Linked DNA regions of Homo sapiens: region 2 is linked to region 1. Evidence: read pairs that join two places in POLR2A ChIA-PET (ENCODE). Cell type or tissue: A673. All regions are shown on one strand. Each heading gives the region's core, and the rest is flanking DNA. Links, peaks and the distances in the headings are about the cores only. Region 1 overlaps LINC02277 (long intergenic non-protein coding RNA 2277). Region 2 overlaps TOGARAM1 (TOG array regulator of axonemal microtubules 1).

Region 1 (2,925 bases), core at 246-2,745:
TTAATAAATACAAATAAATTATATCTCTATCCTTCCCCTGATCTACCAGCCTAACAATTCTGTCAAAAAAAGGACATGAAGCTAATTCAGCATCACTTGTTTTTGGAGAAACCAGGCTGAGTCTTAGTGATCTCTGCTAAGTAATGTAACACATTTCTTCATTTCTTAAGAAATTGACTTCCAAATTTAGCTGAAATCACATTAGAATTCATTATATGACTTTTTCTTCATAAATCTAAATGAACTGCAAAGTTTAACATTTCAATATAATCATGATAAAATTAAATCTTAGTTCATTTTAGAAAGTTAACTTGAAATTGCCTAAAGAATGAATAGAGTGCATTTTTCAATGAAAAATGTTTCTAGCTTGCAGTAATGCAGCTTTTTCAGTCATATAAATAGAAGCTACCAAATATGCTTTTGAAAAAATACGATTTATTTCAGAATTGAATTACTGACTTAGAACTTCAGTGCTGTCTTCTTTACAGACATTTAGCGTACTTTATCCTAATCTTACTTCTAATCTTTCATTTATACTTTTTCCTTTGATTCATTCCCTCAGCTCCTTCTAGGACTTTGTTTAAAATATCTCCTGCCCCCTCCCTTTAAAATGCACACTCTATCATTTCCCATCCCCTTCCTTTATTTCCTTTATCACACTTATCCCTTGGCATTATTGATATTCATATATTTTCCATCTCACTTGCTAGAATTTAAACTACACAAGAATAGGAAGTTTATCTGTTGCTTTAACAGCCACATACCCAGGTTGAGAACAGTACCCAGCACATAGTTACTTCTCAACAAATACTTGTTGGAGGAGTGAATGAAGCAATAAAGAGAAGTACCAATTATACTATTAAGTAAACATTTCGCAACCAGAATACTAAGAGACGAATGTAGGCAAGAGGTGGTAACTGAAAACACCAAGTCACAGTTGAGATAAAACTCACCTATACATGCTACAGATTTAATTAAACATAATATTGTATAATTAAAATTACATCTAATATTTTAGATACATGTTTACTCTTTTAGAATTATAACCCACAACTATAAAATAATAGTTCAACAACTCTAAATATCACATAAATTTCCTAATAAAATGCAGCCAAAATGTCACTATGTTTGTAAAAATAACTTTATTTTCCCACTCAATATATAATTTCCTTCTTTAATTCAAATATTCAAATAACCTGATGAGGGAAGAAGCATAGTCTCTGCTGCCCATTCTCGCTATCTGTTTTCCCATTTACCCCTTATTCCCACTCTCATCACCCCATCTTCACTATGCCGGAATTCACTCCCTTCTATACGTCTTTATTGTCTATGCTATGAATAATTATCTTTTAAAATCAGAAAAAGAAAGCAATTACTTAAATGAGTAGTTATTTAAATAAATGTCTGTTTTGTTTTGTTTTGTTTTGTTTTTTTGAGACGGAGTCTCGCTCTGTTGCCCAGGCTGGAGTGCAGTGTCACGATCTCGGCTCACTGCAAGCTCCGCCTCCCGGCTTCATGCCATTCTCCTGCCTCCGCTTTCAAGTAGCTGGGACTACAGGTGCCCGCCACCACGCCCAGCTAATTTTTCGTATTTTTTTTTTTTAATAGAGATGGGATTTCACCGTGGTAGCCAGGATGATCTTGATCTCCTGACCTCGTGATCCGCCCACCTCAGCCTCCCAAAGTGCTGGGATTACAGGCGTGAGCCACCACACCTGGCCAAATGTCTGATTTTTGTTTGGTTTCAGTTTACAACATTTTTCTTTGCTTGTATTATTATCACTGTTTTTAATATTGATTAGAAACAAATAGTGCCTTGAACAGTAGATATTTGACTACCATTCTGCTACTGAAATGGCCTCCCAGTGTCCAATGGTTCATTTAAAATAGAAGAAAATGTAGTTCTACTAAAGATTTCCATAAAATTATTTATAAAAAATTTAGGATGTCTTCAATGAAATGTGTGAAAATATACAGAATTTACTTTAATGCAGTGCTTAAATTGAACCAGTCAGCCAAACTGACTTCTAAATAAGCAGCTGATGGATATATATATAGAGAGAGATAGATATGTAGATATATAAATACATAATTTATTAATCAAATGATTGCAGTGTTAAGTAAACAACTAGTACTTTGCAATGTAAAAGCACATTACAGTTTACAAAATATGCCTACATGGCTTCAATTCCAGTATAAGTTACTATGTCACTAAATGCCACTTTTGGAATCCAAATTTATCCACAATTTCCCCAACCTTTGCATTAGCAAAGCAGCTCTTACAACATTGGCCCTCAAAGAGCCTCATCTGCCACAAATAAATCAGCTCTTCAAGACAACAGAGCAATATGACTGAGCCACAGCTAGTATCATACTGAATGAAGAAAAACCGAAAGCCTTTCCTCTGAGATCTGGAACAAGACAAGTATGCCCACTTTTACCACTGGTACTGAACATAGAACTGGAAGTCCTAAGTAGGGAAATCATACAGGAGGAAAAAATGAAGGACATCAAAATTCAAAAAGAAGAATTCAAGTTATAGTTGCTTGCAAATGATATGATTTATATTTGGAAAAACCTAAAGACTCCACAAGAAAACTATTAGAACTGATAAATTCAGTAAATTTGCAGGATACAAAATCAACATACAAATATCAGTAGCATTTCTATATGCCAACAGTGAACAATCTACAAAAGAAATCATGAAAGTAATCCCATTAACAATAGCTACAAATAAAATGAAACTCCTAGGAAGAAACTTAATCAAAGAAATAAAGATGCCACAATGAAAACTATAAAACATTGATGCAAGAAATTGGAGAAAACACAAAAAAAGTAAAGATATTCCATCTTCATGAATTGGAAGACTGAATATTGTTAAAATGTCCATGCTACCCAAAGCAGTCTACAGATTCAATGTAATTA
Region 2 (2,925 bases), core at 308-2,807, 570 kb after region 1:
TACTTGATTAGATTCAAAATAAATATTTTTAGGAAAATATTACATAGGAGATACATATATATTAAGTAGAAGATAAGTAGTGTGAACTTCACAGTACATTACATTATGAGGCAAATGATATCAGGCTGTCCCATCACTGGTGATGCTTAATTTTACTGTTTGGATAAGGTGGTAATAGCCAGATCTCTCCATTGTAAAGGTATATTTTCCTCTTTAGAATTAGCATATAATCAGTACAGTGATACTTTGAGACCCTAAGAATACCCCGACAACTTTTCACCCACTGTGTTTAGCATCCACCAATGGTCTTTACCTGTATCATTTATTACACTGGGGGCTTACAAATAGTAATTTTTTTTTTTTTTTTTTTTTTTGAGATGGAGTCTCGCCCTGTTGCCCAGGCTGGAGCGCAATGGCGCAATCTCAGCTCACTGCAACCTCTGTCTCCCAGGGTCAAACGATTCTCCCACCTCAGTGTCCTGAGTAGCTGAGATTACAGGCTCCCACCACCACGCCCAGCTAATTTTTGTATTTTTAGTAGAGACAGGGTTTCACCATGTTGGCCAGGCCTGTCTCAAACTCCTGACCCACCCGCCTCGGCATCCCAAAGTGCTGGGATTACAGGCGTGAGCCACCATACCCAGCCCAAATTGTAATTTTTAAATTACAAAGGCCAGGCAGGGTGGCTCACACCTGTAATGCCAGCACTTTGGGAGGCTGAGGCAGGCAGATAACCTGAGGTCAGGAGTTGGAGACCAGCCTGGCCAACATGGTGAAACCCCCGTCTCTACTAAAAATACAAAAATTAGCTGGGTGTGGTGGCACACACCTGTAATCTCAGCTACTCGGGAGGCTGAGGCAAAAGAATCACTTGAACCCAGGAAGCAGAGGTTGCAGTGAGCTGAGATCACACCACTGTACCCCAGCCTAGGCAACAGAGCAAGACTGCATCTCAAAAATAATAATAATACTAAAATAAATTAATTACAAAAAGAGTAATTTTAAAAAATTGTGACATTTCTTCTCTGTTTACTACCTGCAATTCTTTTTTTCTTGTATGTGTAATAATTACATATTATTTTTTGTTACTAAATTTTTTTTAACTTTTTCATGATAAAATTGTCCCAAATTTAACTAGTGGCTGGCTCCTGTGTCCTTTTAACATGACTGTTCTTTAGTCTTTGATTATTTCCTTAACATAACATTTGGACGATTGCTTGAGGCCAGGAGTTCGAGACCAGCCTGGGCAACATAGTGAGATCCCCATCTCTACAAAAATAAAAAAACTTAGCCAGGCATGGTGGTGCAGGCCTGTAGTCCCAGCTACTTCGGAGGCTGAAGTGGGAGGATTGCTTGAGCCCAGGAGTTCCAGACTGCAGCAGTGAGCCATGATTGTGCCACTGCACTCCAGCCTGCTCAAGAGTGAGACCCAGACTCAAAAACAAAATAAAACAAAACAAGAGTAACATGATGCCTAGCCTTACTTTGGTTTTTTTTTTCTTGCTTCAGACCTGGAATCAGCCATTTTTTTCAGAAGTCCTAGTACTGCCTTTTTATTGGGCAGTGGTATTTGAAAACAAAAGTCTGAGTATAGATTTGCTCATTGCTATTTCTTGCCATTGTGGTTTGACCCTTTCAGTGGACAGAACCAAGGAGTACTTGTTTTTTGTTTGTTTGTTTTTTAATGCATTTATATTAATACCTCCAATTCAAAACTAGTACTGCAGGGTTCTTTCTCATCTTCCTTTATTCCATATTTGAATCTCCCTTCGTTCACAATAAAATCCCTGCTACCCAACATCAGTAATATTTATTCATATGCTGTATCCTACAGTAACCCCCCTCCCCCCACAAAATTGCTAGACCAGCAACAGCAACCAACTACCTACTAAGTAAAGTTTAAGATTTCGTTACAGTTCTTTTTGTATTTAGAATTATTCCACAGTCAGAATTTTGTGGTCAAACTTTTCTTAAATTAAGTCTTTTATCTATGTAATTATTATTCAAACAGCATGATGAAAGATGAATAGGAGCTTGCTAAGTGTGGATAGGTCCCAGTGAATTTCAGACTAAAGGAATAGCGTGTTTAGAGACACTGATTATGTGAAAGAACTTAGCAAATTAATAAGAGAATGGGGAATTTTTGCACAGCAAACACAAGGGGCCTAGTGGGAAGTAGCAGATGATACTGGAGATGTAGATGGGGTAAAGTATGGAGATAATATCTTGCAAATAATGAGTTTGAACCTTCTGCAGTAGACCTCAGATGGGAGGAGGTGAATTGAGTGTTCTCTATGGTTCCTTTCAATCCCAAAACTTGTAGATTTTTTTGGAAATAATTTTCAGATTTATATAATCTGGTTATATGTTATTTCCTTGTATTATAAGCATTATCTGGTAGTGATGATTTTTTTTAAGGCATTACTCTTAAGACTGCTTGTCATGTGTCAAGTCTGAGATGTCAGTGTATATATTATTAAAAAGATTCTGGTGCCGGCCAAAGCAAAAAGAATCTGAAGATAAGTGCATTTCTGAAATGCCAGCATAGACATATTTTGCTTTTGAAAGATGCTGTGGTGTAATTAAAACTTAACCCAGAAATCAAGTTGTAATTACTTGTTCAAAAAAGGTCTTAGAAGAACTATTTTAATAGAGGACAGGGAATAAATATCTAAACAGTTTTATGTGTGCAGTTTAAAAAAAGTATATATACATGCATATTTTAAATTATTAGACTTTATTTTTTATTTATTTATTTTGAGACGGAGTTTCACTCTGTCGCCCAGGCTGGAGTGCAGTGGCGCGATCTCGGCTCACTGCAAGCTCCGCCTCCCGGGTTCACGCCGTTCTCCTGCCTCAGCCTTCCGAGTAGCTGGGACTACAGGCACCCGCCACCATGCCCAGTATTTTTAGTAGAGACGGGGT

What was found. Peaks named below come from ENCODE experiments on the same cell type or tissue, not always from the same donor. Only the 100,000 strongest peaks of a DNase experiment are listed, where the experiment ranks them.
Region 2: POLR2A ChIA-PET joins it to region 1 with 7 read pairs; 2 of 35 experiments call an interaction of 5 or more read pairs at or near these places.

Annotation. Positions count from the first base shown.
Region 1 is chr14:44,395,593-44,398,517 of GRCh38, forward strand. The region is part of intron 2 of LINC02277 (long intergenic non-protein coding RNA 2277); the gene reads right to left. Among named protein-coding and RNA genes, the nearest start is that of LINC02307, 11 kb to the left of the region's middle. In A673, for the core only: no CTCF peak of the experiment used is centred there; no DNase peak of the experiment used is centred there.
Region 2 is chr14:44,965,519-44,968,443 of GRCh38, forward strand. The region is part of intron 1 of TOGARAM1 (TOG array regulator of axonemal microtubules 1); the gene reads left to right. Among named protein-coding and RNA genes, the nearest start is that of TOGARAM1, 4.8 kb to the left of the region's middle. In A673, for the core only: no CTCF peak of the experiment used is centred there; no DNase peak of the experiment used is centred there; H3K4me3 peaks cover 1,723 bases; H3K27ac peaks cover 1,185 bases.